2 separate regions of the Homo sapiens genome follow, and region 1 is linked to region 2. A link is an interaction called in ENCODE POLR2A ChIA-PET data of the cell type or tissue named here. Cell type or tissue: PC-3. All regions are shown on one strand. Links, peaks and the distances in the headings refer to the core of each region. The heading gives the core; the rest is flanking DNA.

The links. ChIA-PET counts read pairs that join two places held together with the same protein. Peaks named below come from ENCODE experiments on the same cell type or tissue, not always from the same donor. Only the 100,000 strongest peaks of a DNase experiment are listed, where the experiment ranks them.
Region 1: POLR2A ChIA-PET joins it to region 2 with 5 read pairs; 8 of 35 experiments call an interaction of 5 or more read pairs at or near these places.

What each region holds. Positions count from the first base shown.
Region 1 is chrX:47,276,425-47,280,808 of GRCh38, forward strand. LOC124905277 (small nucleolar RNA U13) reads left to right here and starts at 2,703; the gene lies at 2,703-2,806. In PC-3, for the core only: no CTCF peak of the experiment used is centred there; a DNase peak (open chromatin) is centred at 2,467; H3K27ac peaks cover 430 bases.
Region 2 is chrX:47,198,787-47,203,170 of GRCh38, forward strand. UBA1 (ubiquitin like modifier activating enzyme 1) reads left to right here. Exons shown (of 26, transcript NM_003334.4): 2 at 17-133; 3 at 262-320; 4 at 423-591; 5 at 694-828; 6 at 2,108-2,214; 7 at 2,490-2,580; 8 at 2,692-2,824; 9 at 3,370-3,467; 10 at 3,572-3,718; 11 at 3,852-4,028; 12 at 4,157-4,261; 13 at 4,348-4,384. The coding sequence starts at 17. Among named protein-coding and RNA genes, the nearest start is that of INE1, 3.9 kb to the right of the region's middle. RefSeq lists an enhancer at 1-607. In PC-3, for the core only: a CTCF peak has its summit at 1,665; a DNase peak (open chromatin) is centred at 1,765; H3K27ac peaks cover 980 bases.

The DNA.
Region 1 (4,384 bases), core at 270-4,269, 78 kb after region 2:
CAGGCGCCTGCCACTGCGCCTGGATAATTTTTGTATTTTTAGTGGAGAAGGGGTTTCACCATGTTGGCCAGGCAGGTCTTGAACTCCTGACCTTGTGATCCACCCACCTCGATCTCCCAAAGTGCTGGGATTATAGGCATGAGCCATCATGCCTGGCCATCAAAGCCATCCTTTCTGTCTCACAAACTGTTCTCTGGCCATTTCACAATCTTTGTTGCACGCATTAGGGCTTTGTGGGTGATGATATAAAGGGGATGTTTTGTTTCATTTTATCATTAGAACCTTTAAAAGAGTAGCAAGTTATTCTGCTGGACTTCCCAAAAATGTAGCTGGGAAGAAAAATATAACCAATCAAAAGCTGAAAATTACTTTCGAGGACTCAGGAAGGGAATGTGTGGTACGTGCTGCATGGTATCTGTTAAAATAGCCACTGTGCTGAAATCCCTTTGTGGGGAAAGGTGGAGATTTTTGCAAATGCAAGACAAAATGTTACTTCTCTGGGTATGACCACAGTAACAAGGACACAGAAAAATAGGTCAGAACCAAAGGAAAGATGGGGTTATCTGTCCTGAGAATCAAAGCCTCCTATGGATCCTCACTCTGAGAGTGCCTGGGAATAAGAAGCTGAGTTTCATCGACAGCAGCAGGAAATGCAGAGTGAGAAAAGCAGGAAGAAGGCAGGGCACAGTTGCTCACGCCTATAATCCCAGCATTTTGGGAGGCCGAGGCAGGCAGACCACCTGAGGTCAGGAGTTCGAGACCAGCCTGGCCAACATGGTGAAACCCTGTTTCTACTAAAAATACAAAACATTAGCCAGGGATGGTGGCACGTGCCTGTAGTCCCAGCTACTTGGGAGACTGAGGCAGGAGAATCGCTTGAACCCAGGAGGCGGAGGTTGCAGCGAGCAGAGATCCGCGCCATTGCACTCCAGTCTGGGCGACAGAGCAAGACACCGTCTCAAAAAAAAAGGAAGAAGAAAGTTCTAGTAGCCACAGAAGTTAGTTGCTTTGACCATGGGCATGATACCAGAATTTCAAAAGTGACAGAAAAAGCAGGCAGACAGATGGCAGAGGTGTTTGCTGGAACCCTCAAGCCCTGCACTCCAGCCTGGGTGACAGAGTGAGATTATGTCTCAAAAAAAAAAAAAAAAAAGAATGGCTTTGTTGATTAGCAAAAAGCTGGAATGTGGACACTGGCAACACAACAGGATTGGGACCCTCTCTTTTTTTTATTTTTGAGATGGAGTCTTGCTCTGTCGTCCAGACTGGAGTGCCGTGGCGTGATCTCAGCTCATTGCAACCTCCACCTCCTGGGTTCAAGTGATTCTCTTGCCTTAGCCTCCCGAGTAGCTGGGATTACAGACGCCTGGCTGTAATCCACATCGCCTGGCTAATTTTTGTATTTTTAGTAGACACAAGGTTTCACTATGCTGGCCAGGCTGGTCTCGAACACCTGAGCTCAAGTGATCCACCTGCCTCGACCTCCCAAAGTGCTGGAATTACAGGTGTGAGCCACCGTGGTGGTCATAAATAACTTTTTTTTGAGACAGGCTCTCTATCTCCTAGGCTGGAGTGTAGTAACGCGATCATGGCTCACTGCAGCCTCAACCTCCTGGGCTCAAGCAATTCTCCTGCCCCAGCCTCTCAAGTAGGACTACAGGTGCACCCCACCATGCCTGGCTGATTTTTGTATTTTTTGTCGAGACGGGGTTTCACCATGTTGGCCAGGCTGGTCTCGAGCTCCTGGGCTCGAGCCATCCTCTTGCCTTGGCCTCCCAAAGTGCTAGGATTACAGGTGTGAGCCACTGCCCCTGGCTGGATTGCTTCATTTTAAACACTATAAAATAAATATCTCACCCTCACCGGTAAATACACATATCTCCCCCTACTCCGTTTTTAACACTACAGGGCAACATTCTGAATTGAAATGTTCCATAATATTCATTTTTGTCACTCACCTGTAATAGTGTAGACACTGGCCGGGCGCGGTGGCTCATGCCTGTAATCCAGCACTTTGGGAGGCCAGGGCAGGCAGATCACCTGAGGTCAGGAGTTCGAGACCAGTCTGACCAACATGGGGAAACCCCGTCTCTACTAAAATACAAAATTAGCTGGGCGTGGTGGCGCGTGCCTGTAATCCCAGCTACTCAGAAGGCTGAGGCATCCCTCAGAATTGCTTGAACCCAGGAGGCAGAAGTTGCAGTGAGCTGAGATCGTGCCATTGCACTCCAGCCTGGGCAACAAGAGCGAAACTCCGTCGCAAAAATAAAATAAAATAAAATAAAATAAAATAAAATAAAATAAAATAAAATAAAATAAAATAAAATAAAAAGAAAAGTAAAGTGTAGACACTAGATTGTAGTTGTAGAATTACATCATAATGGAAATATGTTCAGGCTGAGTCCTTCCTTTGGCATGTTTGCATTGTGTGAACAGTGGAATGAATCAATTTCTGTTACCATTACCATATGTTTTTCTCATCCCGTATGGTTTTCTCAGTACATAGCATCGTGTAAGCTACTCTAACACTGGAGTTCAGAGAACTGGTTTGAGTTCCAGCTTGCTAACCAGGTGGTGCTCAAAACACAGCCATGGCCACAAAAGCCCATTCTCTGAAGTTGGTGTGTGATGTATAAATTCATAGCCTAATTCTCCTTTTGACTTCTCCTCAATACACTGTTTCATAAAGATGGTAGCTGCCCACCCTTTTGTGGTTCATAAGTATGGTGGTTCGGTTTTCATGCTTATGTGTGAGACATGCCTCTCTCCAACCTTGTTACAGCACAGGCACATTACCCATCTGACATGAGGGGAAAAAAGGTTATGGTTCTAAATGCCATTTTTGGAAAAGAAAAAGAAATCCGGCCAGGAGCAGTAGCCCATGCCTGTAATTCCAGCACTTTGGGAGGCCAAGGTGGGCAGATCACTTGAGGTCAGGAGTTTGAGACCAACCTGGTCAACATGGCGAAATCCTGTCTCTACAAAAAAAACCAAAAAACAAAAATTAGCCATGCATGGTGGTGGGCACCTATAGTCCCAGTTACTCGGAACTCTGAGGTGGGAGGATCGCTTGAACCTGGGAGGCGGAGGTTGCTGTGGGCTGAGATCGTGCCGCTGCACTCCAGCCTGAGTGACAGAGTGGAACCCTGTCTCAAAAAACAAAACAAAACAAAACAAAACAGAAAAGAAAAGAAATCCAAAGACTGTGATACTTTCTTCATAATTCCCAAGTTTTAACATGGAGGGTATATATTAAAATATATTTGTATTTCATATTATATATGTTATATATGACACACACATAAAGCATATGCACATGACAAGAGATAGGCCAGGGTAGCGTAGACTTCAGTACTTCAGATACAACCATCACTTTTGCCATATCCACGTACCAAATGAACATTATTTACTTAACATGTTTCTTTAAATTGGTGCACATTTTATTTATTATTTATTTATTTATTTTTATTTATTTGTATTTTTGAGATGGAGTCTCATTCTGTCGTCCAGGCTGGAGCGCAGTGGCGTGATCTTGGCTCACTGCAACCTCTGCCTCCCGGGTTCAAGCGATTCTCCTGCCTCAGCCTCCTGAGTAGCTGGGACTACAGGTGGGTGCCACCATGCCCAGCTAATTTTTTGTATTTTTAGTAGAGACGGGGTTTCACCATGTTAGCCAGGATGATCTCGATCTCCTGACCTCGTGATCTGCCCGCCTCGGTCTCCCAAAGTGCTGGAATTACAAGTGTGAGCCATCGCGCCTGGCCTATTTATTTTTGAGACAGGATCTTACTCTGTCGCCTAGGCTGGAGTGCAGTGGCGTGATCTCAGCTTACTGCAACCTCCACCTCCCAGGTTCAAGTGATTCTCCTGCCTCAGTCCCCTGAGTAGCTGGATTACAGGTGCCCACCACTGCGCCCAGCTAATTTTTGTATTTTTAGTAGAGACGGGGTTTCACCATGTTGGCCAGGCTGGTCTCGAACTCCTGACCTCAGGTGATCCACTGGCCTCGGCCTCTCAGAGTGCTGGGATTACAGGTGTGAGCCATCACTCCTGGCCCACATTTTAAAACATAAGTAAAACTGCATTTATTTATCTCTGATGGAACTAATGGGCACAGCAGGAAACAGACGGTACCTTCCCCAGTTTCCTTCAGCCTCCATGGTGTATATCTTTTTTTTTTTTTTTTTTTTTTTTTTTTTTTTTTTTTTAAAAGGCAGGAGCCAGGCAAGGTAGCTTACACCTGTAATTCCAACATTTTGGGAGGCTGAGATAGGAGGATGACTTGAGGACCGGAGTTTGAGACCAGCCTGCACAATTTAGTGAGTCCCCTGTCTCTACAAGGAAGGTATGGTGGCTCTCACCTGCAGTCTCAGCTACTTGGGAG
Region 2 (4,384 bases), core at 171-4,170:
CCTTTTTTTCCTCCAGATGTCCAGCTCGCCGCTGTCCAAGAAACGTCGCGTGTCCGGGCCTGATCCAAAGCCGGGTTCTAACTGCTCCCCTGCCCAGTCCGTGTTGTCCGAAGTGCCCTCGGTGCCAACCAACGTGAGTGTCCTCTCCGTGGAGACTGGCAGACGAGGTGGTGGGTGGGAAAGTCTTTTGTATCACTGTCTGTCTATCCATGCTCCACTCCTGTGTGTCTCCCTAAACTTGTTCTTTTCCTCTATTCCTAGGGAATGGCCAAGAACGGCAGTGAAGCAGACATAGACGAGGGCCTTTACTCCCGGCAGCTGTAAGTGGGGCCAAGGCCGGGCTGAGGGGTGTGGAATGGGACATTGAGAGGATAAGGTTGGGTGGGGCAGGCCCTGACCTAGAGTACCCCCTAACCTGGCAGGTATGTGTTGGGCCATGAGGCAATGAAGCGGCTCCAGACATCCAGTGTCCTGGTATCAGGCCTGCGGGGCCTGGGCGTGGAGATCGCTAAGAACATCATCCTTGGTGGGGTCAAGGCTGTTACCCTACATGACCAGGGCACTGCCCAGTGGGCTGATCTTTCCTCCCAGGTACCTCTTCCTAGCACCCTTCCCCCTTTCCCCCTTCCCGAGGCACCACTGTTCCCGGTGCCACAGCCATTTCATCTTTTTCCCTACTGCACACCCTTACAGTTCTACCTGCGGGAGGAGGACATCGGTAAAAACCGGGCCGAGGTATCACAGCCCCGCCTCGCTGAGCTCAACAGCTATGTGCCTGTCACTGCCTACACTGGACCCCTCGTTGAGGACTTCCTTAGTGGTTTCCAGGTATCTTGGGGGTACTACCCAGCCTTCTGCCCAGTTTTCTCAGAGCCCATCTCTGGTTTATTCAGTAGTGTTCAATATTGATTTAATGGGTCGGCCTGAATGTCAGGTTTTGTGCTGGGGGACTAGAGTATGCAGGCAGCAGTTAGCCCCTGGCCCTGCCTTTTCTTTTCTTCTTTTTTTTTTTTTGAGACGGAGTCTTGCTCTGTCGCCCAAGCTAGAGTGCAGTGGCGCGATCTCGGCTCACTGCAAGCTACACCTCCTGGGTTCACGCCATTCTCCTGCCTCAGCCTCCCGAGTAGCTGGGACTACAGGCGCCTGCCACCACGCCCGGCTAATTTTTTTTTGTATTTTTAGTAGAGACGGGGTTTCACTGTGTTAGCCAGGGTGGTCTCGATCTCCTGACCTTGTGATCCGCCCGCCTCCGCCTCCCAAAGTGCTGGGATTACAGGTGTGAGCCACCGCACCCGGCCTGGCCCCGCCTTTTCAAGTGGGGAAGATGTGTACAGACAGTACAGCATAGTGGTTGTGGGCACAGACTGTAGAGCCATACTGCCTTGCTGCAGGCCTCCAGCCTTGGTAGTGTGACTTCAAGCAGGTTGTTTCATCTCCTGTACCTTTGTTTTCCTGTTTGTAGTCAGTGCGTGGTAGCAGCACTGACTTCATGGACTTTTTGTGAGGGTTAAACACGTGGAATTGCAGCTGGCATATAAGGACTGGATGGGTGTTTGTTAATTAAAAAGTCCAGGCCGGAAAGAGGTGCTCTGGAAGCTGAGAGTTGTCCCTGGAGTATCCCAGGTTGCCAGGGCACTGCAGCTAAATCCTGATGGAGGAGTAGGAGCTCACCCTGGTGGGGAAGGATGGACATTCAGGCAGAGAGCAAAATCCCAAAGATCATGGCGGAGCAGGCGTCGTCTTGAGAATTGGAAGCAGGTGGGTGTGGTAGGAGTGAGCTCAGACTTTGGCTGGAGACAGAGTTTTACTCCAGTGTCTCACAGGGCATGGCAGACAGACAGCAGCGGGTGTTTGTCAAATAAATGAGTCAGCTCTTCTCCAAACTCCCTCCTCCCAGCTACCTCTTCACCTTTCCTGGTATAGTCCAGGGGTTCATTTTCGACCCCCACAGAGTCTGATACACAGTAGGTGCTATGTGTTTGTGAAAGAGGCTGACCCAGCAAAGCCTGGATGTGTTTGCCTTGAGGACTGCCTGAGTCCTCCACACCAGCCCTCCATTTTTTCCCCTTCACCCCAATGCTGGGCCTGAGCCTCCATCTCTCCACAGGTGGTGGTGCTCACCAACACCCCCCTGGAGGACCAGCTGCGAGTGGGTGAGTTCTGTCACAACCGTGGCATCAAGCTGGTGGTGGCAGACACGCGGGGCCTGTTTGGGTGAGTGGCAGCCCACCTCCCTCCCTGTCCCCTTTTCCCCCAACTCCTACCAAGCCCAGGCCAAGACTCTAGGCTCTCCCTGCCCTCATCCCTTCTCAGCTACCCAGGTTTTGGGTTCTGTGTTTTCATCTCTCCCCATGTGGCACAAGTACCATCTTACATCCCAGCAGTGATAGGCTGAGTTTGCTCAGCAAGTTTTCACTACATCTTGAGGGACCCGTGGGACCTGTATGTGCATGGGACACAGGCACCAGCCCTATTGCTTCCCTCTACAGGCAGCTCTTCTGTGACTTTGGAGAGGAAATGATCCTCACAGATTCCAATGGGGAGCAGCCACTCAGTGCTATGGTTTCTATGGTTACCAAGGTAAGGAGACCAGCCCTAGGGTTCCTGGCAGGCAGGTGGGCTGCAGTAGTCCTTCCTGTCTGCTCTTGGTACCCTGGGCCTGTTTCTGAGACTCACTCTTCCTTTAACCAGGACAACCCCGGTGTGGTTACCTGCCTGGATGAGGCCCGACACGGGTTTGAGAGCGGGGACTTTGTCTCCTTTTCAGAAGTACAGGGCATGGTTGAACTCAACGGAAATCAGCCCATGGAGATCAAAGTCCTGGGTGAGCTGCGACCATGGGGGAAGCAGAGGGGAACTAGAAGATATGTTCCTGGGTTCTGGCCGGGGAGTTGAAGGGAGAAGACATGGCCCTTGGTTCAGAGTTGGGAAGACACATCCTGGTGTTTGAGATGAACTACAGACAATCCTGTGGGGTCCAATAAGAGCTGGTGGGCATGGGGGAGAGGTACTGTGTTTGAGCTATTCCTGGGAGAATGTGTCCCTGGTATCTGAGCTGAGTGGGGAAAAAGTCTCTGGTGTTTGAACAGGGCAGATCAGCGGATCTACTTGTGTGTGAGCTGATTTGGATGGGAAGCAGAGAAGGTCTTCCCGTGTAGACTTGGAGCCAGGGACACAGGGTCTCACGGGGTCTGAGCTGAGTCTGGGGCACAGGAGAGATGGTTTCTGATGTCCAAGTGGAGCCTGGAGCTGAGGGAAGACAGCTTCTGATGTCTGAGCTGAGTCGGGGCAGGAGGTTCCTTATCTTGCAGGGGTTGTGGATTTTAGGGAGAATGGGTAGACTGACAGCTCTCTTCCTGCCCTCTGTAGGTCCTTATACCTTTAGCATCTGTGACACCTCCAACTTCTCCGACTACATCCGTGGAGGCATCGTCAGTCAGGTCAAAGTACCTAAGAAGATTAGCTTTGTGAGTGTGTCGATGGGATCAGTGGGCTGTGGGGGGTGGTTCTAGGCATTCCCTAGTTCTCCATTCCTCTCTTCTGGTTCTGATGACCTCTCCCCCCGCCACAGAAATCCTTGGTGGCCTCACTGGCAGAACCTGACTTTGTGGTGACGGACTTCGCCAAGTTTTCTCGCCCTGCCCAGCTGCACATTGGCTTCCAGGCCCTGCACCAGTTCTGTGCTCAGCATGGCCGGCCACCTCGGCCCCGCAATGAGGTGGGTGAGTGGGCGAGCCAGCCAGCGCAGACATGCCTGGCACTGCAGGCTCACCATGCCTCTCTGCGTGTCCACACTCCCTGCCCTCACTGTGGCCTGACATATCCTCTCTTGGTTCTTTCTGGCCCACCAGGAGGATGCAGCAGAACTGGTAGCCTTAGCACAGGCTGTGAATGCTCGAGCCCTGCCAGCAGTGCAGCAAAATAACCTGGACGAGGACCTCATCCGGAAGCTGGCATATGTGGCTGCTGGGGATCTGGCACCCATAAACGCCTTCATTGGGGGCCTGGCTGCCCAGGAAGTCATGAAGGTCAGCACGGGTGGGGAGAGGCAGGATTGGGGTGGGCCAGGTTCCTCCATGACTCTGTCACTTGCTCTCTGTCTGTGTCAGGCCCCTGTTAACCACTGACCACCCCCTCTCTCCCTTCCCCTCTCCAGGCCTGCTCCGGGAAGTTCATGCCCATCATGCAGTGGCTATACTTTGATGCCCTTGAGTGTCTCCCTGAGGACAAAGAGGTCCTCACAGAGGACAAGTGCCTCCAGGTATGTGGGTGGGACCTGTGGGGAGGGCATCATTGGGGACATTTCTGGGGAGGCCTCTCTAACCCTCCTCCCTTTGCATTCCTTAGCGCCAGAACCGTTATGACGGGCAAGTGGCTGTGTTTG